Linked DNA regions of Mus musculus: region 2 is linked to region 1. Evidence: chromatin contacts called from ENCODE Hi-C or POLR2A ChIA-PET data. All regions are on one chromosome and are shown on one strand. Each heading gives the region's core, a stretch centred on a gene start or an enhancer-like site at or near the end of the contact. The rest is flanking DNA. Distances are from core to core; before and after follow the strand shown. Region 1 overlaps Stk39 (serine/threonine kinase 39). Region 2 holds the start of Stk39 (serine/threonine kinase 39).

Region 1 (5,414 bases), core at 1,381-3,880:
AAGACTACACTGTATTAAGCACTGGCCTTGGCGATGAGCACACATGAAATTTACTAAATATGTGTATCCTGTACCACCTTCCCAATTCCCTCTCAGTGCTAAAACTCACATCCTCGAAGGAACCCTGAGCTTAAAGGGCAGTAAGGAGTCTATTTGGTTAAACAGATGATCCTGTTTCACTACCATTTAAAGTAGACACTTCTCTTTTTGTATCTGTTACACTGAACTACGTGACCTTTACTTGACTTTACTGTTATAAAATTCAAAGAGCTCCGGGACCTAACATTGCCAGACAGAACAATCTCTTTTTAAGTCAGAGACACTAAGAGTTCCTTGACAGAGATCTTATGTGAGGGCTGCAAAGTGGCAACCCGGAATACTATGACTGTTCAGCTGACACGTTTTTAGCTAAGATCTCTAAGGTTTGTATTCACAGCCTAACATTTACTAAACTCAACCAATGAGGATTTCAAAGTGAGTCTGCGGGGAAGGGGCGTTTTCATCAAGATGCTGAACTGCCAAAACCCCTCTCTAGGGTTTCCATTTTCCAGTCATACTCCCCAGCTGACTTCTAATTTCTTAACTGAATGTTGGAAATTCCATCCCAGATTTTCCCTTTAAAGATGTTTGCCTCATAGCCTACACTGCAGAGGCCAAGATGTATCTGGCAAGGAGACGCCATGTCTCACAGAAAGATGTGGGTGGAACGGGTCCCATGAAAAGAGAGGCCTCTGAGAACCCACACAGACCCAGAGTTCTAGCACAGAGGGGCACTGGTGTGTATTTATAGGCAAGCCTGGGCTGTTTATTTTGTCCTTATGTCAGGAAACTACAAACATTCATTTCAGAGTCAGTAGGCTCTGGCCATCAAGGGTCCACTCAGAAAGCCAGCCTTGTAGCCCCTTAAGCCACAAGTGTAAAAGAAAACTTCTCAAAATGCTCCGGCTGTAATGACTTTAGATCCTTGGATCCACAGGCTCAATTCAGTGAAGGATGAGACGAACTATACACAAATCATTTACAAGTGTGTGGAATATAAGCAGTCCTGAAGGAATGTAGCTGGGAGCTGAGAGAAGCTGCCCACAGCTCTCTTCTCATTCCCGAGCCCTTCCAGACCTCTGAAGGCAAAGGCCACCTTCCCTGCCCCCTGCCCCTTCCTCGCCCCAAATCACAAGGACCTTTGTCTAGCTGGGCTTCCTGCTCTGATTCCAAAAAGATTTCTTAGAATACAGAGTCAAAATCATGTTCCAGGGAGACCACTCAATCATAAGAAATCTCTAGTTATCATGAAAAGTAAAGAACAGACAACAGGGGTTGTCACACTTGCTGTAGCAGCTTTGAAAAATGACTCTGTCAATGGCTTCAGAGAAACAGGAAACAACTAGGAAGAGGCAAGGCCTTCTGGACAGGTGGAGAACCCCCCCCCCCCAACTTCACTGGAGAACCAGAGAGCTAGGAGTCCTGGTCCATCTTCCTTAGCGGTGGGCCTCCTGCTCCAGGACCACAGTGCTTCCTGAGAGAGACCCATGTTCATGATCAGCGAAACTTCCCAAACACAGACTCCAGGATACAGCCTACAGGGGGAAATCTGCCCTTGTTCACTGGCTGATGGCTTTATGATGTGGAATGAGGAAGGCATATGTGTTATGAGAACAAACTGTTCTCTGTTCTCACTCCTGACTTACAAGAGTCAGAGCAACGTACCTTTTGAACAAGCCCCTGGAGACAGGAGTAGATATACTGCCATTACTCGAAGTTCTGACTAGCTTCCACAGAGATCATAGTAAAACACCAAGTCTAGACATGGTCTACGCACATCATACCCACCCATCCACCTTAAAAGTGCCTTAACCCCATTTTGTGCCTGACAAAACTTGGCCCAAGTTAACATTTCTTTTCAAAGGTGGTCCAATAAAAAGTTGTATCTAGGTCCTTCTGGCACATGGAAGTCCTCCTGTGTGAATCCCTCTAAAAAGCAGAAGGAATTGCCTCTTTGTTTACTTGGTCATCAACGAACAGTCAGTCATGATGCACTGAGTTCTGCCCCAAAGATGCCTTCACCAACCCAAGTCCTAAGCACAAGTGGCTGGACCCCAATAATGACGCATAGGAACTGAGTTACTAAAATCGTAAGGGACATAATACACAAAAGTTTGGGCAAACATTGAGATATTTGGAAACAAAGAGTACCCTGAAGATATCATGCAGGCTTATCGTTCTATGTGCTTGAGGAGTTCAGGCAGAAGGGTTACTTCACAGACAGAAGGACTGCCTAGACAGACACTGCTTCAAGACTGGGCATGGACAACTCTAGCACACAGCAAGAGAAAAGAAAAAAATAGGTCGGAAGACAAATCCAATCAGTAAACTAGACGGCTATGGTCATCCACAGAAGATGGTGTGCACACATTTTCATCTCTGCTTCCCACTTAATGCATGGCTGTGGTCCTCGGGCTGGCTGTGGTGATGAGCTTCCTGGGAGGGAACAGTGTGGCCCTGCTTCATGTGTCATATGATGCCACTTCTAGAACAGTTTCACAAAGGGATCTCTATCTATAAACATCAACCCAGCACTACTGATAGACGGAGCTGATAACTCTTTATGGTAGCGTACTGCACTGCGTGTTACAGGATGTGTGATGGCATCTCGCTTCAACCACTAGAGGCCAGCAGCAGGTCCCCTGCTCTGAACCTGTGACAAGTGAAAGTGTCTACTGAAGTGACAGATGTACCTAGAATGTAGAGCGGAAGAGTCAGGACCAATCTCCCATGCACCAAGAGCCTGAGATCTCAGAGTTAGAGGGGCTCTCCCTGCAAGAGGGAAGAGAAAGTGAATTGGGATAAGGAACTAAGTCAGACACTGGTTCCCTGTACAGACATTCACTGAGAACGGAAATTATCTGAGGGGAAAATCCAGAAATGTGGGTGATTCAGATCTTAGACAATCTGCTTTAGGTGGCCAAAAATCAAACACACTTGGAAACAGAACAAAAAAGATGAAGCCAATAATAATAATTTTTAAGAATGGTGTTTAGCCCTGTGAAGCTCAGCTATATATAAAGTCAGGGCCTCATCTCCTAGGAAGCACTTTGTCCTAAGCTGTGTCCAAGAGAAAGATCATGCCAGGGGTGTTGGCAGTGTCAAACACAAGCCCCTATCATGGTGCTGACGTGATACTGAGATTAAACACCGTGGAATGTGGAACGAGGAGTGGAAACACAGGACCTGTTCTACACCCAGGACCTCCTGCCACTTGGAACATAGCAAAAGGCCAGCCATAAAGCCTGCAGGCCAGATGTGTGTTCTTAAAAAGCTTGTGAAAGGCGCCAGGTGCACCTGGAGCGGCAGCAGCCCGGGGATTCCGAGGGCTTAACAAGCACCGTCCACTTGTCCTTGGGTACAGCACAGGTGCCCTGCTGAGAACTGTACACAAAGTAAGGCTGCCACACCTGGTCTCGCCCTTCTGGTAGGCACCTTGGGGCAACTTTAGAAAGAGTCACTGGAGTGACATAAGCCACAGGTAGTTTTGGGTCCGCCAAGGTTCCTGCCCTCCATCAACTGTGACCAAACTAAGGCAAAGAATGAACCTGTCATTCAAACAAAAGGACCAGGTGAACTGGGAAATTTCTTCACACCAGAAACAAGTTGGGAGTTACAGAAGTGAGAAACAGTTCCCCATGTCCTTGTCCAGGGAACCAGAGGCCAGAGCGAGAGAGGAATGCACAGCCTGAGTCGAGAGGGCTGACAGGAATCAGCTCAGTGCTGACTGAAACACAGCGGCGCCTTTCTTACCAGTCAGGCCAGGCTCCCTGCCCAGCAAGGAGCAAGATGTCCAAAGCAGCTGGATAAGCAGTCTGTGCTTACAGTCCCAGCTACTCAGGGAGCTGAGGCAGGAGGATTGTTTGGGTCTAAGAGGTCAGTTTTTATTCCCTGGCATCACAAAATGGAAAAAAAAGTGTATATGTATGTGTGTGTGTGTGTGTGTGTGTGTGTGTATATATATATATATATATACATATATATATATATATATATATATATATGAATGACAGACTTGGATTTCTCTACATTATTTTAACTTTGCCATATACTTGAAATTTTCATGAAAAATACTAAAAGCACTTTTTTAAAAAATTGTGGGTTTTTTTTTTTTGAGACAAGGTTTCTCTGGGCTCAAAAACAGAGATCTACCTGCCTTAGCTCCCCAAGTGCTGGGATGAAAGGTATACACCGCCACACACCAGCTCTGAAAGCAAGCAGCATTGCTCATCCTAGAGTGTGACAAGAGCAAAATAAGTATATGTTAAATAAAAATTATAGGCTATAAAAGACTATGAACACAACGCAAAGTTTGTGAGACTAAATACCGAAGTATTAATGGTTGTCCTCTTCTGAAAGTTTGAGAGTAGGCTAATGGGTGAGTTTTACTTTTCATGCATTTGTAACTTTTTACCTTTTTTTTTTAAATCAGCGATTATTGCTTTGCTATCTAAACAAAATGTATGCTTAAAAAAGAAAAAAAAAATCTGCAGTGCTGCAATCAAATCCAGGGCACCCTACCGCTGGTTCTCACCTCCAGAGGAAGAAATTTAAGCCATAAGACATTTGCCTTGTATGCACAAAGCCTGGATTTGGTTCCTAGTTCCATAAAAAAGAAACATCATCAACAACAAAACTTACATAAAATAATTAGTGGAAAAAATAGTCAAAACAATGACATCTATTGTAATTAGCATAAATTACTAAATTTGGCAAAAGACACTAATACATTACTTAATCGAAACAGGATTAATTGGCTAATTGGCAAGATTAGCTTGACTCAATGGTAAACTCTATGCAAATATTTCAAAATCTGATCTCTTCTGTTCCCACACATTCTGGATAAGGAATATACAACCAGTACTAACAATTCTGAGATAACTACTCAGCCCCACGTCACAGATAAGAACAAAGGCTTGAAGAAGGAACTGCCCAGTGTCTCCAACAGCTGCCCCAGGAATGTTTCCAAGCTGGGTCTGTTCCCAAAGGCCGTGCCTTAACAAGTGGAGTGTGAGGAAGAGGACACAGGAAGGAGAGTGGAGAGAAAGGCAGCAGGAGAACTGGGGCAGCGAAGACTACAGACCACGGCTCAGCATCTGACCCTGCAGGGCTCTCTCCTTAGATGAATTACAGATCATAGTGGAGCTATACATGTATTCTGGCCTCAAGGACAAGCAATGTGTATTCTGAAGGAAGAGACAATGCCGGCCAGGGATGTGGTTCCGTAAGGAAAAGTGCTGGTCATGCAGGACTGGTGACTTGAGTTTGAACCCCAGAACCCACAAGATGGCAGCAGGAAGAAATGGGTTTCACAAAGTTGCTCTCTGACTTCCACACATGTGCTGTATCACAAACATGTGTACATGCATATATAA
Region 2 (5,414 bases), core at 1,169-3,668, 41 kb after region 1:
GGAAGGCAGCAGCAGGAATAACTCAGCACCTTACAAGCTCTTACTGGGACTTCAGTGCAGAATCAGCCAGTCTCTGCCATGCAGAGTATCTGTCTCCCTCCGTCTCCGAGCACTCCCTCAGCACATCCTACAGGATCATTCTCCCTTATCTCCTAACTCATCAGCACATGATTTAATCATGCCTGCCTGCATTGCCAACACATGCACAGAACCTAGAAGGCCCCAAGACTTGGTGAGCAATCAATAACAATGAGGATAGGGACTGCAGAGTAGACAAAGAAGGGGTCAGAAGGAGCCACTTAACATGTCCTGGGAGAAGTGTGAGCTTCTCCAAAGACATTCACTTTGTCCTTGGACGCTGAGCAAGACTGACTAGGTAAAGGTCCCTAGGAATGGTCCTGGTTCAGTCTTCAATATCAATACACATGTATGTATGTATGTATGTATGTATGTATGTATGTATATGCATGTCCATTGTGTGTGTGAGCATGGTAGGGAAGAGCCTGCAATGACAGCAATCAGCAATCACTGTGAGAATGCAAGAACTCAAGGAGCAGCAAAGAAGTTCAGAGTGAAGAGCCTTACATCCCAAGCTAAAATAGTTTTCACTGAGGACTCTGGGCTTTGAAAGCTCTTGGTGTTATTAAATCCTGACAGAAACGTCAAGATCCATCCCTGAAGAGTCTTTAGCTAAAAGTTATGAAAGATACTAGGAGAATTTTGTCTATAAATGTCTATAAAGACTATAAGCAGCCTTTGCATACCAAAGTACATAATTACTACACATATACACATTTCTGCCTATCAAACACACAAATAGATACATACATATATACATATATATGTATGTATATATTTATGTATATTTATGCATTGCTGGAAGTCTCATTCACACACGACATAAAAGGGGTTCCTTTGAGTGTCTAGTGAAATTATATTAATTATGTTAATTATAATTGTTCAAGGGAAAAATAGAGAAATCTTTTTTAAATGAAAGAAAAAGATAACTTGAATTTCCCCCCGTCCCCATCTTTAAATATCAAGATTATGAGCCAGCAACATCCCCAGTCCAGAGTTCATAAGGTTATATGATGGGGCCCACTTTGCCTGGCAGCATCGGTGAGGCACAAAACTTCTAAGTGAATGAACCTTTAGGTAAGGTTCTAAGCTAGAGGACACCACAAATATCCTGGCCCTACACGTGTTTGGCTCAAAGAAAAGTAACGCGGGCTTCTTGCCTTTCGACTTTGCCAGGTATTTAAAAATGTAAGATAAGATGGTATTAGTGAGCTGCCTAGGAGACACCGAAAGGCTGGGCGCGGATCGTGGACAGCCTCGAGTTTCACCCCAGCAGATCCTCCCGGAGCAGGGCAGAAGGCCAGCGCGGCCGCTCACCGGCCCCGGGGCTGGCAGCAGGCGGCGCGCCCGCAAGGAGGGAGGCAGGTACCGGGCGCACCGCGCGCAGAGCCGGGTTGCAGGGCGAGCATGCGGCGGCTGTCAGAAGAAGGCCAGCATCCTCCCTGGTCTGGGCAGGCGCCTGGGCCTCTGCCACTACTACGTGGCTGGGCTACCCACCGAGAGGTCATGGCAGGAGGCAGAGGCGCGGCTGCGCCCGCAGGGTCTCCCAGGACGCGTTTCACCCAGCACGGCGCGGGGGCGCGGAAGCCCAGGGCGGCGCCCCCGCATCCCCACCCCGCCCAGGCAGCCCATCCGCGTGGTCAGCGGCCACGAGCTGCGGCCCCAGGGCTCGAGGGGGGAGGAGGATGCGGCGTTACTGGGTTCCAGCTCCGCCGCCCCGGCGATCCGGGAGATAAAAGTTTGCAGCCTGCAGCTCGTCTGCAGTGCGAGTCACATCCGCCGCGCCACCTCCTGCAGCAGCCGCGCTCAGGGAAGGAAGGGACAAATTAAAAATTAAAAAAGACAATAAAATAACTGTTGAAGCCGGTAGGCCCCGAAGCCGGCCGCTCTGCCTCTGGGCGTGCAGGCAGGCAGGAGAACCGCATCCCGCACCCACTCCCGCCCAGTCTCGGCGCCCGGCCTGGACCGGCCCCGCAGCACCCTCCGCACTGACCGATAACCTCCTGGAGCTCGTACGCGTCCCTGCAGATGGGCCAGCCGACCGCCTGAGCTGCCGGGGCCGGGGCTGGAGCAGCAGCTGGAGCCGGGGCCGGGGCTGCGGACGCCGCCGGAGCCGGGGCCGGGGCCGGGGCTGGTGCTGATGTCGCGGCCGCCGGGGCCGTCGCCGCCGCCGCTGTCACCGGGGCCGCCTGCTGGGAAAGCTGGACGTGCACAGGCGAGCCGCTCGGCTCCGCCATGATGCTGCGGGAGGAGAGTGAGGGGACGCGCCGGCCGGCGGACGACCTTCCACTTGAAACTTCCCTAGCCTCGTCGCCCACACCTCTCGGCCGGCGCACGCCCTCCCCGTCCGCCGCAGCCGCCGCCGCCGCCGGAGCCTGCCACGAGGGGAGGGAGCCAGCCGGAGGCCGAGCGGGGCGGAGGGAGGAGGCTGCGCCGCGGAGGCGGGGACGGGAGGAGGCGGCGGCCGCCGCGCCCGCCGCGCGCCCCGATCCTCGCGCGCACGGTGCTCTCAGCGCCGAGGGGAACCGCCGCCCCCTCCCGCCCTGCTCGCCGCCAGGGAAGTTTCCACGCGCTGGGAGCCGGGCGGCTTCGGGGGGTGATTTCGGGGCTTGCCCCGCTCCCTTCCTGCCCTGCCGCGCCTCCGCCCTAGACAATCGCACTCTCCCGAAGAAGCCCCCCTGGGACTCCGAGGGCGGGGTCGTTGAACGGCTGCCAGATTCTCAGCCTGCTAACTCTCCCCGAGCGAGCGAAAGAACCTGGAGTTCTTTTACAAGTTAGCGAGGGAGACACCTACCTACACGGCGTCGGTTTTGTAGGACGCCGGTTAAAAAATAACCCAACTTGTAACTTTCCGGCGCTTTACCTGGCAGGAGCCCTTTCGCACCTTGCCTAATGAAATCGCCAGTGCTGCTCTGAAATGAAACCCGACTCCCTAAATCCCCGGCTTTCTCTTTTGTTCAAAGACACTTGGACCCTAGGAAGGTGATGTCAGGGGCAGTGAAGTTACAAGAAGTAGAGAGGAGAAAGGAGTGTAACAAAATCAGAGCGCAGGCCTAGCATGCTATGGTTCTATCCCCAGCACTTTTTATGTGCTTAAAACCATGCTCGGAGGTAAAGTGCCAGCTTAATACACTTAAGGTCCTTGGTTCGATACCAAGTACAAATGAATACATAAACAGTCACATTAACCCTTTAAGACCCTAAGGTCAGACAGCAAGTTTCTTGACAGAACACTATGAACCTACTGGGGCATAAATTAACTGCAATGGAAAGTTTTGAATAAATGCTGCTTTTTCAACACTCCCCAAATTACCTCATCTTTAAAATAGCTGTGGCAAAACCAGAGATTTTTCTAATTGCAGGTGTCACATTTGAATGTTCAACTCTCATCCCTCACAGAGGTGACCACTATTAAAAGATTCTTGTCTCAGGCTGGAATGGTACTCTGACTCAATAGGCGTATTCGTTATGTGGCTGACATTAGGCTGGCTGGTTCTCACGAGACAGCCAGGCTTGAGAAAGAACAAAGCACAGGAGAGCCATGAAACTCTTAAAGGGATAAAAATAAAAATCTCCTTAAACTCTTTAAAAAATAATTCAAAAGAAACTTAGACATTTGCTAGGAGAAAAACCAGTTGTCTGGCAAAAGCAATGACGTTAACTGTTTACTTAACCTCTTAGGGCACTATGGGACAGATGGATAAACTAGCAACTAGCATGACTTGCTCAAAGAGCTAATATTTATGCTGCTAAGAACTTGTATTTCCTTTTGTGCAGATATACTATTTTTTAAAAAGCCAGCATATTTGTTTTAATTTATGTCAAGAAATAGACTACTTCATAAACAAACTCTAGGCCTCTGATGAACAGGGCAGTTATCCCAAGTCACTGGTTACCTCTCCCTGAGCTGCTCCCATTTCATCCAAAGAACTTTTAAGGACTGCTTTTAAAGGAAAAAGAGACAAGATTAACAGAGCATTCCTCCACGTTGTCATATGAAGTTATGTCTTGACTTTTGATCGTGAAATGGGATTGTGAAGGCCAGGAAAGCCTTTAAGACATGCTAGGAAAACATGATTCACAGAATCGAGGCAGCAACCCCAGACCACTTGGTTTCCCACAAAGAACGACTGTTCCCTCCTCAGAGGCCAGATATCTGTCCTCAGCCAACCACTTTCTAAATGACCACCAGGGAAGCCATTTGTAAGAATTCTCATGAGCTCAAGGCTGTTAGTGCTTTTCAACTGAAGATTAGGTTGCAACAGAAGACTGGAAACGCCAATGTTCTGGCCAGGAAAGGAATCTTCTTTTTAAAAAAATCATCTGGCATGAAACTTGGCTGAGGTTACCAGGGTATAGAATGAGGTATGTAAAGAGCGAGCACGGACCCTTCTCTTCTCTTCTTGTTTTCAAGTCTCTGAATGAATGAATCCTATTTTTTTAAATAAATCTTGTTTGTATTTTAATAGCATCCTTGACCAGAAACACAACATAAACTTAGAGACCAATTTCCAGGAAATCTTAAATACCTCTTAAATATATACATTTCCAAGTGCAAGTACTGGGATCCCTCAGTTATTGATGGAAACATTAACTTCCAGATTCAATCCCATGCTTTTTTATCACTTATAAAAGCCCTGCTCTCTTCTTTATATATAAACCCGATGACAAAGGACCCTGGCACTAGATGTTCTTCTAAATTCAGCTTAGTTACCTGTGGAAGGAAGGGATGGGTATGCCATACACCCTTGCATGTTGTCAATCTGGCAACCATTAGGAAAGCCACTGAGGGAGACAGACACCTGCTCTGTGATGAGGAACAGTCCTTCTTTGTGGGCAATGAAATGACCCGTGCCTGATTCAACCTGTGATTGGTCTTATAGGTTCCATGTGTTACTCCGATGTCCCCCAAACTTCCTTGGCATTCGTAATCCCAGTCCATGAGCTGAAAGTAAAAATACCAAGTCGTCTGATAAAATACCGGCTATATCTATCTCATAATTGGTTTTCTCCTTTCCCCTTAAAAGTTCTCCTGGGGAGGATGGGAGGGAGCAGCTTTCAGAGAGATGAGCAGATGCCGCTCTGTATAAAGAGATCATTGTTCGTAAGGTGAAGGTCCCTATAAAAGAGGCCTGAGGAAAGGGAAGCACAGGGATACACACCCGTAACCTTAGCACTGGGAAGGCTAAGGCAGAGAAGGATAGCTTGTGTGCAGCCAGCCTGGATTACAGAAGGGAGACCTTGCTTCAAGAAAGAAAGAAATCCTCAAAGCCTATGCGCTCCTTCCTGTGCTTGCCCTCGCCACATCTCTCCCCAAACTGCGTGAGCATATGCGC

What was found. Hi-C counts contacts between places; a loop is a spot of excess contacts on that map. ChIA-PET counts read pairs that join two places held with the same protein, here RNA polymerase II (POLR2A).
Region 2: a loop to region 1 is called in a map of heart, with 4 times the contacts of the local background. The contact joins the promoter of Stk39 here to the enhancer-like site in region 1. A Hi-C loop is called at or near these places in 11 of 37 maps with a recorded cell type or tissue (T-helper 1 cell, T-helper 17 cell, T-helper 2 cell and 3 more). POLR2A ChIA-PET finds 5 or more read pairs at or near these places in 1 of 5 experiments (Patski).

What each region holds. Positions count from the first base shown.
Region 1 is chr2:68,428,026-68,433,439 of GRCm38, forward strand. The region is part of intron 1 of Stk39 (serine/threonine kinase 39); the gene reads right to left. Among named protein-coding and RNA genes, the nearest start is that of Stk39, 41 kb to the right of the region's middle. Within about 2 kb of position 2,631, at least 1 of the 3 ENCODE cell types and tissues checked has a DNase peak (open chromatin) inside an H3K27ac peak, as active enhancers do; it is heart, where a contact is called at or near this core.
Region 2 is chr2:68,469,563-68,474,976 of GRCm38, forward strand. Stk39 (serine/threonine kinase 39) reads right to left here and starts at 2,419. Exons shown (of 18, transcript NM_016866.2): 1 at 2,072-2,419. The coding sequence starts at 2,315. Gm13596 (a long non-coding RNA gene) reads left to right here and starts at 3,402. Exons shown (of 4, transcript XR_866392.3): 1 at 3,402-4,443.